Regions from separate parts of the Homo sapiens genome. Here region 2 is linked to region 1. The links are chromatin loops, found by intact Hi-C in ENCODE. Cell type or tissue: mammary epithelial cell. All regions are shown on one strand. Links, peaks and the distances in the headings refer to the core of each region. The heading gives the core; the rest is flanking DNA.

What was found. Peaks named below come from ENCODE experiments on the same cell type or tissue, not always from the same donor. Only the 100,000 strongest peaks of a DNase experiment are listed, where the experiment ranks them.
Region 2: it touches region 1 in a loop (2.3-fold over the local background); 1 of 110 quality-filtered maps calls a loop at or near these places.

The regions. Positions count from the first base shown.
Region 1 is chr17:55,965,658-55,974,142 of GRCh38, forward strand. No RefSeq gene overlaps it. Among named protein-coding and RNA genes, the nearest start is that of ANKFN1, 180 kb to the right of the region's middle. RefSeq lists a silencer at 4,009-4,193 and an enhancer at 4,290-4,981. In mammary epithelial cell, for the core only: no CTCF peak of the experiment used is centred there; a DNase peak (open chromatin) is centred at 4,134; H3K27ac peaks cover 371 bases.
Region 2 is chr17:55,850,375-55,858,859 of GRCh38, forward strand. It overlaps a transcript of PCTP not described here. Among named protein-coding and RNA genes, the nearest start is that of PCTP, 100 kb to the left of the region's middle. In mammary epithelial cell, for the core only: no CTCF peak of the experiment used is centred there; no DNase peak of the experiment used is centred there; H3K27me3 peaks cover 178 bases.

The sequences.
Region 1 (8,485 bases), core at 3,145-5,644:
ATCTATAGCTCCATGCCAGGTAGTATTTTTTTCATTACTGAAAATGAAAAAGTTTTCCTGGAAGTAAGCAGACATAACACTGACTTCATGGGTCCAAGCAAAGAGGACAATGTAGAGACAAAAGAATACAAACCGACTAGTTGCTAAAGGAGCTAGAAAGGGGGATTATTTAAGAAAAAAAGAGACAAATTAAATAAATAAAATATCATCCTTCATGGTACAGCAGTGCTGCGGCCTGGGGATAGAACTGGAAACTTTGTGTGGTGAGTACTAGTGGGATGTGAATTGGGCCAAAATATATTTGTCTCCAAGAAATACATTTTTCAAAATGCTAAGCCTTAATTTTTTTTTTTTTTGAGTAAACAGCCGGGAAAATGCCAGGCTTGATACTTTCTTGAATGGAGCCCTGGATGTGCCATATGGAAGCCCTTGTGAGGGGAAACCCTTGTCGGCCTGCCCCAAGTCTTGCTGCTGTGTAGGTCCATTCAGTTCTACATTAGCCTGTACTTTGAAACTCTGCCCTTGCGGCATCCTGGCTACGTCCAAACCCCCCTTCCACTCCGCTGCCGACAACACATGATGTGCTTCCTCTCTTCAAAGAAGCAGCCATCTTGGAAGAAGCTACAGGGCTCCAAAAAACAATTTTGCTGGTCCAGTAATCAAATCTCTGACCCACAGCCGTGTTTCTCTCCTGCCACATTTTTCTTGGCTCTTCCGGGCTCCATCCCTCTAAGCAAACATTCCCTCTACATTTAGACTCCTTCTAACACTAAGCATAATGTAATGGAAAGAAACATTGAAGACCTGGGTTTCAGTGGTTTTTGCTATTAACTTTCTCAGTGTTTAACATCCCAGATTTTCAGCTTTCTCATCTTTATTTAATAATATCCATCTTACAATGGATGTTATTGTCAGTGGAAAATTAGATGGGACAATATACATGAAAGTATGTTAATAAATGTAACAGTCAAACAAATATTGATCAAATACCTGATACGGGATTGGCATTGAGAAATATGATGCTATGATGCAACCCTATAATCTAGTCAAAGAGGCAGACAGAGACATAGGTAGTATTAATGCAATGTGTGGCAGTTGGGTTGTGTTTGTTTGTTTTGATTTTTGTTGTTCTTGGCCACAGCAAACCAACCTATAATCCATTCCTATTTCTGTTCCCCCTGCCACTAATTTGTCTTCCTTCTTTGGGCCTCAGATTTCAATTTGCCAAATGCATAGATGACCAGATAATTTGTTATCCAAACCAGGATACTTCCTACAGTAAGAGGAATTGCTGTTAATAACTGTGCCAGAGCAATTTGTGCACATGGAGACTTCCAGGCAAACAGAGATGATGGCCACACTACAAATGAAATGGGGGCAGGCATGCAACAGTATCTAAGGATTATTCAAGTTCTTACAATTTATGGCATTTAGTTTATTTATTTATTTATTTATTTATTTATTTATTTATTTATTTATTGAGACAGAGTCTTGCTCTATCGCCCAGCTGGAGTGCAGTGGCATGATCTCTGCTCATTGCAAGCTCTGCCTTCCGGGTTCACACCATTCTCCTGCCTCAGCCTCCCGAGTAGCTGGGACTACAGGTGCCCGCCACCACACCCAGCTAATTTTTTGTGTTTTTAGTAGAGATGGGGTTTCACCGTGTTAGCCAGGATGGTCTCGATCTTCTGACCTCATGATCTGCCCGCCTTGGCCTCCCAAAGTGGTGGGATTACAGGTGTGAGCCACCGCGCCTGGCCCACGTTGTGATTATTATCAAAAGCTTTTCTCCCAGTCCAGTGACTGGGTTTCCTCTTTGGCTGCCCTCATGGGCCTGGCTCCTGGTCAGTAGTATGTAGTGAGCTGAACCCTGAAAATCCTGGTTGCTCCCCTCCCGGGTCAAATTTGTTGTAAATAAAACTGCATCATACTCCTTGTGATGGCATCACCTGTTGGAGCATAGCTACCTAGAGAGCATGGGAAACTAAATGAAAATAAACTTAAACACTGGCAGCACAGGTCAGACTACTGGGGAATGTTTAGCTCCTGAATAGTCTCTTGCTCCTTCTTGGATATCTTTTATATTAATCTCCTCTCTCAAAGCAGTAAGCCTTGTGTTTACATGGATGGACAAATTTCTGGATGTGTATATATATTAAATATATATACTTTCTTTTTTTTGAGACGGAGTTTCAATCTTGTTGCCCAGGCTGAAGTACAGTGGTACGATCGTGGCCCACCACAACCTCTGCCTCCCGGGTTCAAGCTATTCTCCTGCCTCAGCCTCCTGAGTAGCTGGGATTACAGGCATCTGCCACCAGGCCTGGCTAATTTTTTTGTGTTTTTAGTTAGAGACAGGGTTTCTCCATGTTGGTCAGGCTGGTCTTGAACTCCCGACCTCAGGTGATCTGCCCACCTTGGCCTCCCGAAGTGCTGGGATTACAGGTGTGAGCCATCGTGCCCAGCATATATATATATACATTTAATAATATCCACCAACTATCAGCTTTGAAAAGCTTAAGATCAATAAGAGAAAAGGATTGATGAGCTGATTTTGTGTATCTCTCTCCCCCTTCATTCTCCTTCCTCCTGGGAGTTTGATCCCCTTTCCACTTCCTCTCTTAACATTTTTATGGACTAGAGATGCAATCTTAAGTGAAAAGTTTATTTTTTTTCTTTTCCAATGCCATCCAATAAAAGTATGCCCAACTACAGTGGTCGGGAAACTGAGGCATAGATAAAATGTAGGGGAGTTCTTGCTAACCTTGTATACACAGGGAGCTCACACAAATTCATGCTAGATGATTTGAGATTAGTGATGGAGTCTTGTATATATCCAGGCTGTATGTTGCATATCTTCCCAGAATCAGACACTTCAACACCATCTTAAATGTAAAACCGAGGTGATATGTCTGAGCTAACCATGCCTCTTCCCAAACACATACACATGATCTACATAGTATGTTTTATCATAGACTTTTCTAGGCACTTGGGATTTGTGAGACCCTGAAGTTTTCTCTTCCAGCATGCTTTCCAATTTCATTATCCTTATGAAAAGTGTTGAGAATTATACTCTACAAACAGATTCTTGAGGAGAGTTCTCATTATCCAGACATCTTAGAGTCTTGTCCTAATTGCTTTTCTTTATATCATAAAACAATCCATTTTGGTGGCTCAGTTCTAGATAAGAATTTGTACAGAAGAACCAGGTTTGGTGTTCAGGGAGGTGACCGTAGGTGGAAAGTTTGGGGAGAATGTATTGACATAGCAACTGAATTCAGCCTGAACCTGAAAGAACTTACAGAAGACTCATTGGGATGATGATTACAACCCCAGACCCACTGACCCACCCAGGCAAAATGGAATACAGGGTGTGTGTGTGTGTGTGTGTGTGTGTGTGTGTGTGTGTGTGTGTGTGTTTTAATTGTCCTAATTCGCCATAGCTAGCCTGTGGTGAGCATCCTCCACTAGGACCTGGAATAACCTTGCTAAACCTTTACCTTAGCTGGCTACCTGTACAGGCATGAATGGTCAGTACTGAAAATCACAAGTGCTGGTTCAAATAAGAATGCTACTTTTTCAAATAGGGATACTATCTTCTACACACCTGATTCATTAGGGATCTGGGGACCATTAATATTTAGTGATAGTGCAGGAAATGAAATGGAAGTGGAAGTTAGTATGATTTGACCTGCTGAGGGCATGAGGCTGGGACTCCTGGGTTAATTCTTGCTGTTTTTTTTTTTTCTAGTATAAGTTTTACTGTGGTTCCATGATTTGTGTCCTTCCCTGTTGGCTCTGCAGGAGCCTGGCTGTCTTTATTTAGTAAATGTATCTTGTAATTCTTAACCCAAGGGCCTCAGATTCCATATGGCATGTTTGAAAGGACAGCATGCACATTATCTCAAATTCTTTTTGCTTTATATTTAAAAATATTATCTTGAAGATCAAAAGTGAAAGCTCTCCTCTCATGTTGAGTCCAGCTGTCCTGTGGAGTCAAGGATAGCCCTGCTCAGCCGTGCTGGGGTGTGGAGACAGAGTGTCCTAAATACATACACAGCAATTTTCCCCCTTCCTGTCCCCACCCTACCTTGCTCTTCAAGTACAGACAGGATGCTATTGACTCACTACAAATGGGAAAGATGATTTGAGGTTTTCAGCATAACTTAGCAAGCATTAAGTAAGCACCTATCATGCCCCAGGCTCTGATTTTAAGTTCAGTGATAGTTTTAAGTTCAAGGAGAGAGTGGTTGGCTAACAAGATGAAGAAGTTGTATTTCAAGAATGTATCCAGTATTTTATTGAGAGATGTTTAAATAAGTGGGATATAAATAACTGGAAAATAGCATGTAATCCACATGTAAGAAAGCAAATTGAAATAAGAGGCATATAGTGGCATTAGCAGCTCCCAGAAGAAGGAGCTGTTAATTCTGCCTGAGGGATCAGAGCGGGATTCTCAGATATGTTAAAATTCATGTAGTTTAAACTGGGTTTTAAATATCCATACAAACATGCATTTCACTCGCATTTACTCAATGCCTAGTAAATGCCAGACAGTGCAGATTTTGAAGGAGTTCTTACCACCAGGGAACATATGGCCTACCTGGCAAGCTGAGTAAATAAACAATTGTGAGAAGAAAGGTTTCTTTTGAATTGTTAATTGTGTTAATAGCCGCCCCCCTCCTTTTCTTAAGCATTACTAGGTGGTAGGCATCATTCATTAACTTTTTCTACTCATAATCTGATTTATAATTCAAAACCATCTCATACATTAGAGTCTACCCTAAGTTTATATCAGAGGAAACTTGTCTAGAGTTGCTTAGCTAGTCAGTGAGACAACCACAGATTGGAGCCTTGAATCCATATCTGTTAGATTCCAAAGCCCACCCTATTAAATATTAAAGAGTTGCCCTCAGGGGACAATGCAAAGTAAAGGAATAAAAAATGGGAAAAACATAGGAAAGTGAAATTACACTACAGCGTCAAGAAGGGGCACTTCCTTTGTAGAAGTTAATTTAGATTATCCTGAGGAATTTTATGTGATATTGGACAGGAAAGACAGGGTTTGATCTTTGAGAACATTGGATGGCATACTAAGAAGTCTCTTTTTTTTTTTTTTTTAACCTTGAGATGGAGTCTCGCTCTGTTGCCTAGGCTGGAGTACAATGGTGTGATCTTGGCTCACTGTAACCTCTGTCTCTTGGGTTCAAGCGATTCTCCTGCCTTAGCCTCCCGAGTAGCTGGGACTACAGGTGCACACCACCACACCCAGCTAAGTTTTGTATTTTTTGTAGAGATGGGATTTCAGTACATTGACCAGGCTGGTCTCAAACTCCTGACCTCAGGTGGTTTGCCCACCTCAGCCTCCCAATGTGCTGGGATTACAGGAGTGAACCACTGCACCCACCCTAATTTATAATTCTATAAATTATGGGTACCCACAGCAGATATATCAGATAGAATGTGACATGAAGGAGTGCATCTTTTTGGAAATATCTCTGGATAGGTAATGAGAATGAGAATGAGAATGGGCTTCCTGGATCCGCCATGTTTTCAAACATATGGCAAAAGTTAGAACTTCAGATTGTGGACTTGAAATTATTTCCTTTTCAGAATAGGTATAAGTGGTCCACCTGAAATTTAACTTTACTTTTAGTAGCTATGCATTCAGGTATGCAAAAAACAAGGTACTTTATTCTTCTAGAATCCTACTTAATCCCTATGTGACAGAAAAGATAGTCTTATTCAATAATTTTTTAAAGGCGTTTTAGGATTAACCTCATTTAAATAAGAATTTACTTCTTTTTTGGGGTGGATCTAAATTGTAAGAGGCTTTCAAAACAGGAAAGGATGGGGAATAGGAGATGGGGAGGTAAGTATCTGATTACTGGTCATTGTTATCTGTTTAGCCTTGCAATATTCTCCACTCTTTGGCCATAAACTGCACCATTCTCAATCTGACTGTCTCCTTACGGCCTTCTAGGCTCCTTCTACCCTTTGCTTCCCTCTCAGGGGAGTTTTCAAACGCTTTTCACATGATTCTGGAGCCATACAAGACTTGGGGGCCTAGGTAGGTTTTGCCAGACCTTGCTGATTTTCCCAGGCTCCAGTGAGAAAGCAAACACAAGTCCCTTCCCTCATTGACCCATCCCAGGACTCAATCCACAGAGAAGAGGCACAATGGAGAGCCCTCCAGACCCAGCTCCAGCTCTCTCTTCTCCTTCCACCCGACTTACCTCCTGAGCTCAGATCTTCACCTAGACTTCTACAGTGATGAGAGTGTTTGTAGGAAAACTAGTTCTCCCTAATGGAATCTTCTGCCAGAAGTGTCTTGTCCTGGTATAATCTGGACCAAACCTTTGATCAAAGCCATAAATGTGATGAATGATGCCCATCTCCTTGAATAAAGGAGACCCATGTGTTAAATAGAGAGTAAAGGTGAAAACACAAGGGTTAACATTTTATAATATTATTCCAACGCTATTAGGAACTTCTTGTAAACCTTAATACTCTGAAGAAAACAACTGGAGATGACTTTCTATCCATAGAGAAATTTGGCCTTAGTAGCCAGGTATTTTTCAAGTTGGCAAATTCTACCTTCTTATTTTCTTTGATCCCCCAACAAGGGTCTCATCTATGATCAAAGCCTTTTTTAAAACAGCAACTAGCATATTCTTGAACGTATAATTAGCTACCATAGTAACTATAAATTCTAATCTTTCTCTGACTTTCCAGACAACCTAAATAGGATGCCGTCACTTTCACCCTACAATTAATACTCCCTGAAGAAATATCTAAGTGTCATGATCTTTTGCTAAATTTGAAGCATGCAAGCAAAAATTCGGTCATTTCCGTCAGCAGTTGCAGTGGTGGCAAATTCATTGAGTTCAGCAAAGTACATGGTCACACAACCTGCGTTAGCAAAAGAAATTAACTAGGAACTTGTGAAGCTGAAAGTTAAGTAACAATTGAAAAAGGCTTTATTTATACTTCAGTAAAAAGAGTTGGAGAACAGAAGGGAATATTTTTTATTTTTTAGTATTATTATTATTACTCTAAATTGTGATTCTAGGTTTGCCTGTTATCACTTTTCAGAGCATTTATCACCAACTTGCAGTGGAATATTGTAAAGATTCATTACAGTTGTGAGAGGGCAGGAAAATAAACTCACATCTCCTGCATATCTGGAAGTGTTTTTTAGGCACTGTGCTGAGCAGTCTACAATGTTATTCTCATTCAATCATAATGATACCTTAGAAGTAGATCCCATCATTCCCATGTTACAGATGGAGAAACCCAGGTTCTCTAAGATGAAGACAATCATCCAGCGTCAATCCTGATAGTAAAAGACAGAAACAATGGCTCAACTGTGGTCTAGATCTGACCAAAGTAGAATGAATTTTTTTCTTATTTTATTTTCCTGAACTGAACTCTGTACAGTCAATGATTCCATGACTTTGACTCACTGAGAAATGCGTCCATCCTAGTGATTAGTGATTTTCCTCTCCCAGAATACATTGATTACACCCAGGACCAAGTTGACTTTTTGTCAGTTAAAGGGGAGACCCTGGCCGGGCACAGTGGCTCATGCCTGTAATCGCAGCACTTCGGGAGGCTGAGGTGGGCGGATCACCTGCGATTGCTAGTTCAAAACCAGCCTGACCAACATGGAGAAACCCTGTCTCTACTAAAAATACAAAAATTAGCGGGGCATGATGGCGCATGCCTGTAATCCCAGCTACTTGGGAGGCTGAGGCAAGGAGAATTGCTTGAACCCAGGAGGCAGAGGTTGCAGTGAGCTGAGATCGCACTATTGCACTCCAGCCTGGGCAACAAGAGCGAAATTCCATCTCAAAAAATGAATAAATAAAAATAAAAATAAAAAAATAAAGGGGAGACCTTTGTTGACTTCTCGTTTCCATTTTGTCTTCCCAGTCCCTTCTCTTCATATTTTTTTTTTTGCATCTAAGAGAAGGTGAAGGAAATGCAAAAACATTTGAGTGCATATTACACTCCAAGCACAACAGTCTAGCAAGCTATGTATTATCAGCATACACTGTATAGATTGAAAAGCTAGGGCTCAGAGAGGTTTTTTAAAAACATGTATCCAATTCTATTTTTTTAAGTACATTTAATGGTGTCAAAAAACAAAGAAAAAACCTTATTCAGGTTTTAATCCAAGATCACCCCGGTAAGATTAGAGCAGGAAGTCAAACCCAGATTTGTCTTCCATCAAAAAACATCTTCTATTTCCACTGTTAATTCTTTGACAAATATTAACGAGAACCTGAGTATGTGCAGAACCTAGGTATAAATTAGTAAATAAAATAGACGCAGTCTTGCTCTCACAGAACCCACTATCTAGTACAGGAAACAGGCAATGCCTAACAAGTAAATAAGTAACTATTATAATATGTACTAATTTGAAAAAGAAAAACTGGGGTATCTCCTTAGACAGGAAATATAGGATACAGTGTGTCATCTA
Region 2 (8,485 bases), core at 3,519-6,018, 110 kb before region 1:
ATAACAATAAATGGTAGCTGCTCTTAAAATGCATATATATGATATGATATGTACTTTGCTTAAACTTTCTGTATTTTTAGTTTATCAGTTAAATTGGGTTAGGACATTTGTATTACAAGACATTATACATTTTTGGAGATTCTTTTCCAGTTTCACAAAGTTTGCATAAGGCTTAAAAACTGCAGTTATACTTTGCAGGCTAATTCCCGTCCTAGCATTTATGCAAAGATCTACGAAGATCCAACCAACTCCTGTGGGCTTTTTATGGGATGATGATTCTGTCATATACTTTCTATGGCACGTAGGTTTCAGTTATCTTCTCAGTAGCAGAAAAATGACTTATATTCACCCACTTTTACTTTATACTTAGTCCTCTGTTTATTTTTCTCCTCTATAAAAAAATCACTTAATGGTAGAAAAGCTTTTAAAGATATAATTTGTTATCATTGGTCAGAGATTTTTCTCCGTATGAAATTCATTGATCCTATTGGATCAAACTGGTCTGATTGGCATCATGTTCTAATTTAGTGATTCTAAAACCCACCTACAGAAGCAGAGGGTTGTTGCTTTTTAATACGAACCACTGTCTCTCACTCTGCTGATTCAGGTTTTTTAGATAAATTATTTTAAAAGCTCTCAGGTGATTCTAATGATTGACCAGATATGGAAACCAATATCTTCTCAACTATCCAAACTATCACTCATGTGAAAAAGCATTGTTATTTTATGAAAATGGACTAGGGCAAGGGGAAGGAGCTCTGGCCATTGATGCCAAAAAAGCTCTTAGATCCTATTTTTTCTTAAAAGTATGATTATGTGTAGAGTGATGAAAGTTTGTTTGACATAGTCATCTTAGTCATTACTGAGGCATAAATGACTTTGAGAATCTTATCAGTGCTATCGATAGACCCTTTCTCCAGGAAATTCAGAACATTTCACAGACAGTTTCAGAGAGTTAAAGATTTTTTAGAATATTTCTAAAACAGAGCTTTCAGATGAGCTGAAATGGACTATGGAGGTTGTCTGTAAGGTGACCCACTCAAGCTCTCAGCTAGCACGTTGAATTGGATGATATTGGGTAGTACTGGAGGCCAACCACACTGCAGAGTTTATTCTACTACATTCAGCTTTCTTTTCTTTTCGTTTTAAAGGAGGGTAATCTAACATATTATGTCTAAACTTTAATTACTTGGCTCACAAATAATAATGGAAACCTTCCTTCTCAAAGAGTGACAGAAAATAAAATACAGGCTGTGGGGAAACTCTATACATCCTTGGGTCTCAGTTTTCTTCATAAGATGAAGGGACTTATTGGGTCAGAGCAATGGATTTATTTTTTTTCTGACTATGTTTTTAATTTCAAAATATTTTAACCACACTAAATGAAATGATATAACAAACCCACATATATTTACCATCTGAATCAAAAAACCTTAATATTCTGCCATATTGGCTTCCAGTTTTTTAAAAGAGGTAAAATGGAACAACCACAATTGAAAATCACTGTATGTACTATCTTGATCTCATCTCCCTGCCTTCCAGAGGAGGCTACAATCCTGAAGCTGCTGTGTGTCATTATTGTTTTTGACTTTTATTACGTATATATCAAAAAATACAATATAATTCTACAAGTTTTGGAATTTGAGTTAAATCAAATTTGATCAGACTCTACATATTGTTTTGCAATTTATTTTTTTACTCAACTTTATATTTTTGAGATATTTCCATTTTGACATTTGTAGCTCCAGTTCATACATTTTAAGTGTTATATACTATTCTGTTGAAGTAATATATACTAGAATCTCAGAATAAGTGTGAAATTCAAGTGCAATGGAATTTATCTTTGAAGAATAAGACAAGAGTATGTCTTCTTATCTCCAGTATCCTTTCAGCATAATTTCATTGAATATAACCCTCAAACAAAAGGAGGTGACAATGAACTGGAAAAGTCGTGGTACTGTAACCACTCTCCTGGAATTTTATTCCAAATATAAGGCCAAGAAACACTCCCATTGATATTTAAGCTGAGTCATACAACTTCACCAGGTACTGCCAAACCATAGAGAGTGAGACCCAAGAACTGCAAGATCTCATAACTAAAATCCTTATTTTACCTGGCTGAATGTTTGAACCTCATTTATTGTATTTTAGAGAGATTTTACTGTACAATAGTTAATTTATATGTTCTCCTATTGATGAATATTTTGGTCATTTCTAATCACTCATTCCTAGTGTTTTTAATATCATTTTATGTTTTCTTCTACCCAGGTTTGAGTATTTCTCTAGAGAATTCATCTAGGAGTGAAACTGTTGAATAAACAGCTCTGCAGATCTCCTCCAAGTGATTGTACTAATTTATTCTCTAACCAGCCATTATGGGCTGATTATCTGTGCCCTCCTCAAACTCATATGTTGAAGCCTCAATCCCTAGTATGATAGTATCTGGAGATGGGACCATTGGGAGGTAATTAGGTTTAGACTAGATCACAAGGGTGGAGCCTTTATGATGGGATTAGTGTCCTTATAAGAAGAGGAAGTGAAATGAGAGCTCTCTCTGTCAGCATGCACACAAAGAGGTCATGTGAGCACACAGAGTGATGGCAGCTGTCTGCAAGCCAGCAAGAGGGCCCTTACCAAGAACAGAATCTGTTGGCACCTTCATCTTGGACTTCCCAGCCTCCAGAACTGTGAGAAATAAATGTCTGTGGTTTAAGTCACCTAGTCTAAGGTATTTTGTTATAGCAGCCTGGGCTAAGACACTAGAATTTACAAAACTTCTCATTGATCCACGACTTCATTCAGCATTTACTGGCATTGTCAGATTGATGCAAATCTGATAAACATAAAAAGGTATCCCATTTTGGTATTAATTTACATTTCCCTGATAACTGGGGAGGTGTAATACGTTTTAATGATTTTGGTCCCTTCAATTACCACCTGCGAATTAACTGTTTACATATTTATCACATTTTTAAAAGAACAGTTGTCTTTTTATTATTGGTTATGTTAATATGTCATAGATCTGTTTATAATATATTAACATATGAATTTATATTTTAAATAACATATATCTATATAAACTTATGTATACAACACATATATGTTTATGTAACATATGTCATTTATTTATATAAAACATGTTACTTACATAACATATTTATAACATGTTATAAATATAACATATTTATAGTTATATGTTATATATTACACATATAATATTAAAATATATTTATATTATATATAGCATATTTTATATGTTATGTGTTATCTGTTACACATACATTAACATAAGTAATATGTTAATAGTCAACATAACATATTTAAATTATAACAAATTTATAACATATACATATTTTAACATATAAAACGTGTATATTTATATGTTACATATTATAACATATGTTATAAATATAACAACATTAACATATATGTATTAATATTATCTTTCAGTTCATGACTTGTCTTTTAATTTTGCTTATGGTGGTTTTCTGTCCTACACAAGTATTTACTTAAAAAAACTTGAAACATAAGCTATACACAGGAAATTGCACACAGCATAGGTGTACAGCATGAAGAACACACCTATGTAGCCAGCACCCCAGAGGCCCCATCATGCTCCCTCTCAACAAACCTTCCCACAAAGGTGAACACCATCTATCTACACTTACTACTTAGTTGTGTCTGTTTTCTGAACTTCATATAAATAGAATAGTGCAAAATATATTATTTTCCTCAATAAGGTGCTACTTAAATGTTTCTGTGTTTTTTTGTAAGGCAATAGTTTGTTCCTTCTCCTAATTCTTTATTTTATTATTAGAATATACCATAGATTATTTTTTCTACTATTAATAGACTTTTTCTTCTCAGTTCTTGGCTAATACAAATAGTTTTCCTATGAACATTCCTATACATGTTGGAGAATATATGCAAACAGAACATTTTGGTTTGACATATAGCTACAAGTGGAATTGCTGGTCCTAGAGTCTGCACAGTACCACACAGTATTTCTAGTACTACACATTATTTCAAAATTTTACACCAATCTCTATTTCTACCAGCAATGCCTAAACAGTCCTATTGCTCCACAACAATGCTGTCTTTTGGTATTGACAATAATTTTCATTATAGCCATTCTTTATGTGTAGTATAGGCTCTTGGTATTTGTAATACATATTTTTCTGGTGACTAATGAAGCTGAATATCTTTTAAAATTATGTTTTTTGGAATTTGAATTTCCTCATCTTTTGTAAGGGCTGTTCAAGTCTTTGGTTTATTTGAAGTAATGGTTGTCTGTATTTACCTTTTCTTTGTATATTCTAGACCCAAATATTTAACATATACATGTTATGTATGTATATGTATATTACATATGGCATGTTGTATATGTGTAAAACATGCATAGGTATGTATATATTTTATACATGTTTGTGTATGTATGAATATGTATATTCACCCAGAAATATATATACACATATGTAAGTATACATACATAATATATGATATATATTTTTATATGTGTGTGTGTGTGTGTGTGTGTATAAAGTATCTTCCCTCATTCAATGATCTGTCATTCAATCCCTAATGGCATTTTTTTCTTCACTGTATGACTTTTCTATGCTTTCTATATTTTATATTTACATATTCTATATTTTCTATATATCTTGAATCATAAAATTACCTTTTAAAAATTGAGGCATAGCATAGTCACAGAAAGGCACACTTCAGTGCATAACTCAAAATTTCACACATTGAACATGTCCACATAACCAGGCCCCAGATGAAACAGGATACTGTAAGTCCCAAGTCTTCCTTGCATTTCTTTCCAGTCACAGTTTTCCAGGTGGGGGTGGGGAGTCACTAACCTGACTTCTAAATGCATGGAGTGGGTTTTCATATTTTTAAATTTAATATAAATAATGTGATACTTCTTTTGGGGGGTGTCTGGTTTAGTTTGTTTAATAATAGATTTTGTTGCTGTCTTAGTCCTTTTGGGCTACTATAACAAAATACCATAAACTCAATGGCTTATAAGAAACAGAAATTTACTGCTCACAATTCTGGAGGCTGGGGAGTCCAATATCAGGGCACCAGCAGATTCAGTGGCTGGTGAGGGTTCATTTCTGGTTCATAGATGACACCTAGCTACATCCACATAAGGTGGAAGGGAGAAGGCAGATCTCTGGGGCTTCTTTTATAAGGGCACTAATCCCATTTATGAGGGTAGAAGCCTCCTGTCCTAATCACCTTTTTAAGTCCTCACTTCCTAATATTATCACCTCTGAGGTTAGGTTTACAACATATGACTTTTGCAGAGACACAAACATTTAGACCATAGCAGTTGCTTAGAGCAACTATTTTATTGTTAAATAGAATTCTCTTCTATTAATATGCCATAATGTATTAATCCTACTCTAGACGGATATTTTGATAATTTTTATGTTGTAGCTGTTACAAATAACACAGCTATGAATGAACAATATTGTAGATTTTTTGAGAGCATATATATGCATTTCTTAGGTGTAGAATTGCTAGTTCATAGGATATGCATGTGTTCAGCATTAGTGGATACTTCCAAATAGTTTCTTCAGTCTTTTTTTTAAGCCAATCTACACTCCCCTCAGCTGTCTTTAGATATTTGAAGAAGCCAGCCAAGTCCAGAGAACTAAAAAACCCACTTACAGACTTGAAGTTGAAACAAATGGTTATGTCTTTGAACAACTGAGATTAAGGGTAGTTTGTCACACAATATTATTGCCTCAATAGACACCTGATTGACTTGCATTCTTGGAATAAACTCTCATTTGGTTATATTATCCTTTTATATACCACTGAATTCTAATTGTTAATATTTAGACTAATGATTTAACAATTTTTACATCTATGTTCATTAGCCTGTTGACATTTAAATTGCCTTTTTTGTAATGCCCTTGTCATATTTTAATATCAAGCTATGCTGACCTAATAATTTGAGATGAGAATATTCCCCTCCCCAACTCTAAACATTTCCTCCCCTAATCTCTTCCAGAGTGTGTGAGAAATTGGTGGTGTTTCATCCTTAAATGTTAGGAAGAAATCACTGTGAAAGCCTTCTAGTCCTTGAGATTATTTAGCAGAAAGAATTTAAATTATAGATCAATTTAATTAATATATATGAAATTATTAATATTTATTTCTTCTCATTTCAGTTTTGGGGATTTCTAGAAAGGTATCAATTTGACTAAAACTCTCAAGTTTACTTATATAAAGTTGTTAATATCCTTTTATTTTCTAGTAATATCTGCAACATCTATCTGTGGCGATGACCTCATTTTAATGTCTGATATTAAGGGGTTTTCCCCTTCTCTGTTTTTGATCAGCTTTTTTAGCTGAGTCCATGAATTTTATTAGCCTGTTTTGTTTTAAGAACCATTTTATTGTTTAATTTTTATATTAATAAATTTGTCTTCTATCAATTTGTTCACATCAAGATTTCTGGATTTTTTTTCATTTTCTTAGGGTAAGGTTTTTTTCAACTTTTTTAGATTGGATACTTTCATATTTTCTAATATATTCATTTTAAGCCTATAAATTTTATCCTTAATAGCTTCAGCTTTACTTCACATCATCTAATAGCAGTAGTTTCATCATTATTTAGCTCAAATACCTTATATTATTTTTTGTTAATTCTATTTTGATGTGGATTATTTGGAAGTATGCTGACTATTTTTTAAAGAGTAGAAATTTTCTGGTGATCTGTTTGTTTTCAATGTGTTGGTTCATTCTCCTGTGGTCAGAAAACAGGCTCCGAATGGTGTATCTATCCTTGTTCTGTGTCCCAAGCAGAGAACAGGTTCAGGGTATAAAATTATCACGCCATCTTCAAATTGAGAGTTATAGGGTCTTGTGGTTCTTTGAGTTACCTAAGAGTCAGAAAGAGAAAAATCAGGCTGAATTCTATTCTCCCCCTGCCCTATTTCATTTTATTTACAGCACACCTACCTTATCTGTTTTACTGACTAGGTTTTGGTGTAAGATTTTTTTAAAAAGAATTTCGCATCCTGACACTACTAAAAATACAAAAATTAGCCAGGCATGGTGGCGTGTGCCTGTAGTCCCAGCTACTTGGGAGGCTAAGGCAGGAGAATCACTGGAACCCAGGAGGCAGAGGTTGTGGTGAGGCGAGATCACACCATTGCACTCCAGCTGGGAGACAGAGCAAGACTCCGTCTCAAAAAAAAAAAAAAAAGGATTTCACTGCTGAAAATGTTTATAAACCACTGTATTATTAGAATATCCTGCAGTAGTTTAGTTATAAAATTTCATTATTCTATATATTTTGCTATTCGGAAAAATCATATTACCCTTCTGGGTTCAGAATGATCTAATCAGGTTGACATGGTATGCTGACCTCCATACAGTTGATTCATTAAACTTATCCAGTTACATTATTATTATGTTAATGTACATATATGATCTGGGTGTGAATGACCAGATGGACGTCTGCTAAGTTTTATAAAAACCAATATAGCTAGTTATCAAGTAATCTAGTAAAAAATATTCAACCCATCCTGAAGATCAAAGACATGCATGTTAAAGCAGTAGAGTCATATAATTTTCTTTATTTATCAGAATGGCAAATATTAAGTATTTTTATACACTTCTAGTGAGAATCTGTATTTAAAATTAGATGGCTTTTTTTTTTTTTTTTTTTTTTTTTTGTCTAAGGAAAGATCTGGACCAGAGTCAGGTGTCACAAACTCAAATGCCTACAGGAGCCAGAAAAGGGAAACCAGATTGACATTTCTCTTTCCCATGGAAGTGTTCAATTTTGAAAGCTTTCTATGAAGTTCTAGGAGTGTGTCTAAAAATAATGAATAGAGCCAGTATGTATTTCAAGTATAAGACAACAATTAGATATACTCAAACATGAAGCATTTCAGCACCAAATGACCCTTCTTATCCCAAATGCATACATGCACTTGCTGACAAGTTCTGCTTTAAAAGCATAAAGCAAAAAAAAAAAAATTAAATGAGAACTGAAGGAGCCATAGTAAAAAAAGTATTAGTGGTGTGTGCTGAATCTTTTTAAATCTAAAACTAATATAAGCCAATTATGCAAATAATATTTATGGAACAGATTAGTCATGCGACAAAATATAATAAAGATAATGATAAACATAATAAAATTACTTCAAAAATTTAAAAATGCAGTTAGAAGAGGTAGGAGAAGGTGTGAGATTTTTCTTTGTTAGAGTAATAGGGTCAAAACTGAAATTTGCTAAAAATATCAAACACATAGATTTCAACTACTACATAGCCTTTCATCAGTCTTAGAGGGATATTTTTGGAAAATAATAAATGAGGTCATTATACTTTTCCCCCTTCTATGAAAATCAAGTTAAAATAAATGCTTTTATGCAAAATCACTGCATGATCTTTTTAAAATAAGTTTTCGAATCCATTACTGTTCTATGCATATAAAAATGGTATTTGAGATGATAGTCCC